2 separate regions of the Homo sapiens genome follow, and region 2 is linked to region 1. Evidence: chromatin loops called from intact Hi-C (ENCODE). Cell type or tissue: heart right ventricle. All regions are shown on one strand. Each heading gives the region's core, and the rest is flanking DNA. Links, peaks and the distances in the headings are about the cores only.

Region 1 (4,403 bases), core at 143-4,142:
TTATATCAATCTCTTCGTTAAATTTTCCTGTTAGAATTCTGAATTTCTTCTTTGTGTTTTCTTGAATGTCTTTGATTTTGCTCAAGAAAAAAAAACAAAACAACAACAACAACAAAAACAAAAAACACTATTTTGAATTCCCTATCTGAAGGGTTACATATTTCTGTTTCCCCAGGATTGGTTCCTGATGCTTTATTTGGTTCATCTGCTGAGGTCATGTTTTCCTGGAATGTATTGAGACTTGTAAATGTTTGTCTATATATCAGCATTAGAGAGGTAGTTATTGTAGTCTTTATAGTCTGGGCTCGTTTGTTCTCATCCTTCCTGGGAAGGCTTTCCGGATATTTGAAAAGACTTGGGTGTTGTGATACAAGCTGTTTCTATTTTAGGGAGAACCCTAAGCCAATTAACACTCTGGTCCTTGCAGACTCATAGAGTTACCACCTTGATGGTCTTAGACAAGATCTCAATGAATTCCCTGGATTACCAGGCAGAGACTTTTGCTCTCTTCCCTTATTTTCTCCCAAACAAATGGAAAGAGACCCTCTTTTGGAGAAAGTAAGGGAACAGACCTGCTGGGGCTAGGGGTAGAGTGACACAAGCATCTCTGTGGCCACCACAACTAGGACTGTACTTGGTCACACCTGAACCTAGCGTTTCACCCAATGCCTACTATAACCACTCCCTGGCTACTGCCTATGTTTTCTCAAGTCCCTGGGGCTCTACAATCAGAAGGTGGCAAAGCCAACCAGGTCTTTGTCTTTCTCTTCAGGGTGGTGAGTTCCCCCAAGGCCCCACATAGGTCCAGAAGTGATTTCCAGAACCCAGGGACTAGAGTCAAAAACCTTAGAAGTCTACCTCATGTTCTACTGTACTGTGGGAAGTGGCACTCATACCATAAGACACAATCTTTCCCACTCTTCCTTCTCCTTTCCAAAGGCAGAAGAGCCTCATCCTATGTCCATCACCACCACACAGGTATGGGGATTATTGGCAGACTACTGCCAATGTTCTTTTAAGGCCCAAGAGCTCTTCAGTCCACTTGTGGTGAATGCTGTCTGGCTTAGAACTCTCCCTCAGTGCAATGGGCTCCGCTATATCCCAGGGAAGGTTCATAAATGTCATCCAGGAGCTAAATCCTGGAACTGGGAACCTCAAGAGCCTACTTAGTTTTCCACGCTCTTGCAGCCAAGCTGGCACCTAAGGTGCAAGACAAACTCCCTTTACTTTTCTCTCTACTCTTCTGAAGCAGAAGGAGTCTTGCCCCCTAGTCGCTACAGCTGGTAATGTACTGAGTGTCACCTGAAGCCAGCAAGTCTCAGAATTTCACCCAAGGCCCTGTAGTATCTGTGTATTGCTGCTGGCTATTTAGGGCCCAAGGACTCTTTGGTTAGAGGTGATGAATCCTGCCATGATTGGGTTCTTCCCTTCAAGGCATTGGGTTCCCTTTTGGACCAGGTTATGTCTTGAAATGTCATCTAGGAGCTTAGACCTCGTAGGGGGGCCTTGCTACTCTGCCCAGTGCCCTATCCTGCTGTAGCTGAGCTGGTATCTGAGAAGTAAGAAAAAGTTCTCCCCTATCTTCCCTCTGCTTTCCTCAACTGGAAGGAATGGATTCTTTTTGGAGCTGAGAGCTATACAGCCTGGGGCTAGGAGAGGGGTGATTCTAGCACTCCCTTAGCCACCCCATTGGTGTCTCAGGAGGTACAGTCATTGTGGCTTAGACTGCCATTCAAGTATATGAAGGGCCCCAGAGCACTTTAGCACAAGGTGGCGAGGCATGCATGAATTCAAGTTCCCACCACTGCTATCATCAGTGTTTCCCCTCTGGCTAGGGTTGGTTTGAAGGCTCCCTCCATGGGTGAGCATCAGCTGAGTTTGGTTCCATTTTCTTTTCTACTATAACAGGGCAGCACTGAGTTCAATACCTCACAATCACTGCGCCCTCTCTCTTCCCAGCACACAGAAACACACTCCACGCCATGCTGCTGCTGTCAGGGGATGGAGGAGCAGTAGCACTGCCAACTCAAGACAGTTTATCCTACCTCTTCAGTGCCTCTTTCAGGGAAATTGAGTTAAAACCAGGTACCATGAGTGCTCACTTGATTTTTGGTTCTTATAAAGGTGCTTTTTTGTGTAGATAGTTATAAATTAGTGTCGTGGGAGGGGATGATTGGTGGAGCCTTCTATTCTGCCATCTTGCTCCCTAGTGTATTTTGGCACAGGGGTTTTTAGAACAGTGACACTATTCTGCATGATGTTTTTCCTAGTGGATACATGACATTTATTTGTCAAATCCCGCAGTAATGTACAACACAGAAAGTAAACCCTAATGTAAAGCATGAACTTTAGTGAATAATAATAATGTATTATTATTGTTTCATCAATTGTAACAAATGTACCACAGTCATGGAATATATAAATAATAGGGGAAACTGGCAGTGGGGGCAGCAGATGAGATGGGGGAGGACATATATGAGAATTCTCTGTACTTTCTGCTCAATTTTTCTGTCAACCTGAAACAGTTCTAAAAATAAAGTCTATCTTAAAAAGAAAATGCCTTATCTTAAATGATCCTCTGACAATCTTTAGCAAATAAGCTTTATTATATCATATTACAGATGACAATACTGAACTGAAGCTCACATATTAGTAACAGAAGAAAAAAGGAACTTCTGATTTACACTGAGGTACCCATTTGAGCTATTATATCTCACCATCTAGTAAAAGATAAAAGCCTAATAGTATGTGGACAGGCATGTCCATAGACTCTAGAGCTGTTTTGTCCAATACAGTAATGACTAGACACATCTTTATGGCCTGCCCTAAGTTGTTGTCAGAATGTGGAGGTTAGAGAAGTCCCTTAGGAACATAATTGAGAGGAAGAATCTTATCATAGAAGAGACAAAAACAAAGAGAGAGGACACTAGCTACAAAATTCTTAGGATTAAGGGCATTTGTAACTTTCCCACTGTGCTGTTTCTATTACCTTTTTAGTTGCAATATTTCTTAGGTCTGAAAATAACTTTAATTAAATTTCTCTGCAGTACTTGTTAAAGATACAAATTCCTGGGCTCCCAATGAAGTACTAACAGTTTCATTCTCTATGGACAGATTCTAGGAACCTGTAATCTTAACATGTTCCTTAGGTAATTCCTTCAAATAATTTAAAAATTTTCTCTTTTAGCTGGAAGAAAATCCTTAAAATAAATAGTGCTCAATTTTTTTTTTTTTTGGTCATTTTGGTGATGGGAAGGGTGACCAGGACACCGATGACTCTAGTAGATGATGGAATAATTAATAAAAAGGAAAAGTCCTGGGTCCTTAAAACCTGCAGAAATGAAAGACAGATTGTTTGTGTAGTTGTGGGGATGAGTGGGGATATATAAACAAGATTGAGACAAAAGGGGAAAGTTTTGGAGCTGTGTAATAACACATTAATACAATAATATATTGAGTATTAATGCAGGATATGTGGAATAATACATTCCATTGTATTTCCCAATAGCATCTATTTATCTAGGTGATATTTTTCATGTTGACTTCTAGATGCAACATAATGTAAGAGAAAAAAAACAGAGAGAGCTGGGTTTTTTTTTTACTATTAATATTGCTCTGCCTCTTCAAATTTAGGTGATAATGGCCCAATCATTTGACCTCACTAAATGTCAACTTCTTCAAATGTAAAATGAGTATGAGAAGAGCTTCTTTACTTTACTAGGTTAGGGCTTCCCTACCTCACAAGTTTAGGTTAGATAATTGGTAGAGTACCACATTAACAAATGTAAAGTGATACCTGAATATAAGCTATCACAATAATGTCAGGGTTAAAATAATGCCTTGGGGTAGGAAATGGCAGACAGCAGCAGGATTTAAAAAAGAGTAGACAGTGAATTATCAGCATTTTCTCTCTTCTTTCCTACTAGCATCTTGGGCTTTGTTGATGACTTTGTACTTAATAGCCATATTAGAGGGAAACAAATTATGTCTCTAATTACCTTAAACTTAATAACAAAATCAAATCATCTGCCTCCATTTCAGATTACCATTTATTTCCAAAGCAATGACTCTGAAGTCTTAGAATGCCTTCAGTACAGTGGGGTAAATGAAGCCTGGAGAAGGCATCCTAGGATGTTACTTTTCGTTCCATACTTTCCATGGGTCCGGAGCTTTCTAGGAGAATTAAATAGAAAGCATCGATTCAGCACTTCCCAGCCACAAAAATGGGGATTTCATCTAAATGGCCCATGAAGCTGTTTCACGTTAAATGCTCTCTTGTGTAGAATCTTTGTTAGAGGAAACATTATGGGACCATTTACATAGCAATTATTTCTAGTCAGGTGTAAAGAGTAACCTCATCTACTTTAGGAAACTGTTATGAAGTTCACTTAGTCTCCAACCTT
Region 2 (4,403 bases), core at 127-4,126, 150 kb after region 1:
GTTTGGGTTAAAAAAAAAAAGAAAAAAATCCCTGTGATAGTCAGGCTCCGGGGTGATAGTGATTAACAGAATACATTATGGTATTCAACAAATTGGACCCCAGATCATATCATCTCATCTCCTCTGAGTATGAATAACTTTTCACATAAAAGGCAACCAGAGGAAACCATAAACAGGGATTCATCTAAGGTCTCTTCATCTCAGAGAATAGCAAGATGTCCTACCAGGAGTCCCAATTTGGATGGGAGGAACCCTGAAGTAAAACATTTAAGGATATTATTCTCAGCTGCCTGTTTAATCATAGGTGAGAAAGAACAGGCCTTCTTGCCTTGTCATATAGTCTTACAGTGGGATAGCCTCATTCATCAAAGTTATAGATTTCAGATATGAAGACATCAAAGACAATTTGCAGGCCTCTTGGCAGAAGCCATTCATATATTCCATCTAGTCTGCCAACAGGTAACAGATGTGTCCAGTGTCTAGTCCTGGCACATACTCTTGTTCTTGCATGGGATCTGGCAGATGTCATGTACTTCTTCAAAGTGATGAAGTGGAAACACTGTTGACTTGAGATCAAACAGACATGGATTTAATTCTAGCTCTGACATAAACTATATGACTTTGCTCAAGTATATTAACCTCTTGGAACTTCATCATTTGCACAATGTGAAAAATACTTCATAAGGCTGCTTTGAATGTCAATAAGTTAATGTAAGTAATGCAAGTCAGCAGTGAATATGCATACAAAAAATCTAACTTATATTGTGTGGTCAATAATGTCAGTGCTCTTCCATCTAAAAGGCCAAAAAGCATGCCCCTTCCATCATTTCTTTCACTGATTGATAGAATGAAATATATCCAATATTTAACTAATAACAAAACAGCTGTCTCTATTTCAAACATTCATACTTTCATTTGAACATGGGAGGTTCTGAATTTTCATCTTTCTGAATCCCTTATTAACTATAAAATCAGTTGAGTGGAGTTTCACCTTAAACTCTGATTGGATAAACATCTAGACCTCAATCATGTTATATGTGGCCAGTGTGCTTGTTGTTGTTATAAGTTAGAGTTGTTAATTTATGAAAACACTGCATATGTTTTGGGACTAAATCAGAAATCATTTTTCAGTATCCAGAGCAGTCAAGTAATAGCATAAAGAGATGGTTTACAGAAATAAAAGAAAGAAAATTGTTTCAATTAGCTACCTCCTGTATGCTTTTCTAAATAAATACCAAGATTCACCCTATCATATAGTTTCACATTATGATAGTCTCATTCTTCATTTATAGATATTATATATGAAGATACCAAAAAGAATATGCAGGATCCTCAGTAGAAGCTGTTGGTGTGTTGTTACTCATAGGTACACTATGGTAGAAGAACACCCACGTCCAGCTGAAGGGCCATTGGGCTAACATCCTGGCACACCCTGGCCCAGGTGCAACCCAGAATCTTTGCATCCCTTCCACCCAGCTTGTCTAATTCCTGTCCCTATCCTTAACTCAATAGGAGCCCAGGATATAGCTGCTCCCTTTTGATAACCATGAACCATTGACATTTCTTTCTTCTTAACTTCCCATTGTTGTAATATTTTCAGAGATAAGTAAGGGTGATCTTGACCACAAAAATCAGGCTAGATTTAAGATTCATTGATTCCTCTTCATCTTGAAATTTTTGGGGTCTCAATGAGTAAATCAATTAGCAAATCAATTAGCTGATCTAGATTAATTTACTTTTCTGAGCCTCAGTTTCCCCAAATGTAAAGACAGTGAAAAGACTAAACTCTTTGGTGTTGAACCAGTTCTGAGGTCTTTTATGATTCATCACAGCTTCCAGCTGTGGGCAGCTGGGGGCAGGCATAGAAGAGCCATTCTATGATGTTTTCCTCTTGGCATAAGCTACTCAGTCACATATTAAGAAATCTCTGCTACCAAATTTTCCAAACCCAGATAGGCTTCCCTTTGGTACCTTAGTACCTCTCTTTCAGTCTCCACTCTGAAATTCTGGGTTTTGATCATACTTCTATTTTCACATAGATTGTCGCACATTCTTTTTGCCCAAGCTCTTTACTCCGGGTTGTTACAAGCTGTTCTGAAAGCTCTGAGTACACTTTTCAGAAACAGCTGTTCTGAGTCAAGGTTGTTTCTGTTCCACAGCAGTGATTTAGCTCAGACTAACTTTTCTCCCCACAATTATGAGCTCATTGCAGTCATCCTGTGGGACCTGTATCTGGCAGGGGAAAGTCTGTTGGAAGAGCAAGAAGAGGATATGGAACAAGCCTGCAGCCCTGGATGACAGGTCTCCCCAGAGATCCCTCCCCCAGCTGGAGCCAGCCAAGCCTAGCCTTTCTGCTGACAGTCATTCCTGCTTCCTGCTTCACCCATGTGGCTCCTGACATGCTGTTTGAAAAGATCTGTAAGGTAGCTGTGTGGCCTCATTTCTGTAAGGATCTCCAGGGAAGCCAGCTTTCTTGGTAACTGCATAATTTATGTCATTCACCTGCTTAAAGGCTCTCAGAGGCTCCCTATCACTGAAAGAATAATATGTAAACCTTTTAAATGACTCCCAAGGCCAGCTTTCTCAACTGTAAAATGCGGTTCAAAACACCTAATTTGTGGGGTGGTTCTGAAAAGTAAATAATTAAATATGCCTAGGTTTCTGTGTAGTAAATAGGGTACAAAACAATTATCAGTTTTCTTCCCCTTCCTGATCTGGTCCTTATCTATGTTATAGGATTATCTCTTATTACTCTCATTCTTCATTTCAGTTATCCAGTCTACTTTCATTCTTCAAGTATTCTTTAATATTTTTATTCAGATTGTATGTGCCTGTTCATATACAATCTTTCTTGAAACTTATGCTTCCCTTTTCTTTTCAGAAAAAACAGCTCATACCACAGCACTCATTTTCACTCTCTTTCAAAGTATAGGTAGTCCCTCTCTTCTTTTCCTCCAGTGTTCCACTGCCCTGGTACAGTTCTGTGACCGTGTTTGGTATTTTGTCATTAATGTAATGATAATAATAGCTATCATTCCTAACATGCTTATTATATACCCAAGACTGCATTTTCCCTTTACAAACATTAGCTTTACTTTTCAAAGCCAGCCTACAATTGTTGATATTTAGCCTCCAATTTAGATGAGAAAAATGACACTGAAAGGGGATGATGTTGCCCAAATATACAGCCTAGTTTGACATGTGCCATGTTGACTAGACAGTACTTCTTAAATAACTATATAAGAGACCTGGCCCTCAGCAAATAACTGCTAAGAGATGAATGACTCAGAAAAGTCTCCCCTTTGATTCTTGATTCTTTTCTCACCAGCATCATGAGCTTCTCTTTTCCTTAAAGGACACATCTGTTCAACCCAGTCGTGTTTCAGTATGTACCATCAAAGAATTGCAGAGGAATGCAATAGATCATTCAAATAAAACTTTTGTTTGTATTACAGACATTGAAACAGACTTGGAGTCATTCAAACCTTTCCTGAGGTCAAAAGTGAAGCAGTGAGGGAACTGGAATTCCAATGACATTCACTTTATTCTCAAGCTGGTGTTCTTTGCACAGCTCTGTTTAGCAGGTTGGGGAAATGACTGGCTGGTTTTCAAATCTATAAAAGCTGGAGCACAACTAGAGAGGCTTCAAAACCCAACACAAGCATCACTTCCTCCAGGAAGCTGTCTGTTTAGAGCTGATCTAAGTCAATATGGCCATTTATATTTAGATCTTTGGTAAATATTGGTATCTTCTCCAAACTTAGAAGAAGGTAGAAACTATATGTCAGCTCTTTCCACAAGCTCAATTGAGTGGTATACAATGAAAGAAAGTATACCACTTGCTTTCAGACCAAATACTGACACCCAAAGTGATGTTTATTATCTAAGCAGGCATATAACAACTTTACAACCAATTCTTGTAGACTTGTTGAAGTCTTGACTTTCTGTCAAACACAGAGAATGTGTTTGAAAGACTGACCCAAGGCAAATACAACAAATATTTTGATAGCAAGATCAACCATTATTCTTGTAAGGTTCAGTGGCAGAATCTTTTTTAAGTGGAATAAAACAAGACCAAATGAAATTCTAGTTCTATAGCACTAGTGTGAGGGACTCAAGTGCCTGGTTCATCAAATTCTTATTTACCCATTAAACAAAAGTGATGTAAGGACACAATTATTCTAGTCAAATAGCCACGCACATATCTTAAACACTGTTTCACTCATAAAAACATTATTTCTAATCTATATTATGTAGTTAGCAATCCCCTTTGAGCATGTTCTGATACCAGCATTTGAAATGCATGCCCTAGAGTGTAAACCTCTCTGTGTAGAGGTAACTCAATATACATAGAACCTAGATTCTTCATTAGAATTATTTGGGTGTTCTTCCAAAGAACCCCT

Evidence for each region. Peaks named below come from ENCODE experiments on the same cell type or tissue, not always from the same donor. Only the 100,000 strongest peaks of a DNase experiment are listed, where the experiment ranks them.
Region 2: a loop joins it to region 1, with 2.2 times the contacts of the local background. A loop is called at or near these places in 2 of 110 quality-filtered maps.

What each region holds. Positions count from the first base shown.
Region 1 is chr10:83,392,462-83,396,864 of GRCh38, forward strand. No RefSeq gene overlaps it. Among named protein-coding and RNA genes, the nearest start is that of LINC02650, 280 kb to the right of the region's middle. In heart right ventricle, for the core only: no CTCF peak of the experiment used is centred there; no DNase peak of the experiment used is centred there.
Region 2 is chr10:83,537,858-83,542,260 of GRCh38, forward strand. All of the region lies in intron 1 of LOC105378394 (a long non-coding RNA gene), which reads right to left. Among named protein-coding and RNA genes, the nearest start is that of LINC02650, 140 kb to the right of the region's middle. In heart right ventricle, for the core only: no CTCF peak of the experiment used is centred there; DNase peaks (open chromatin) are centred at 1,843 and 2,304; H3K27ac peaks cover 4,000 bases.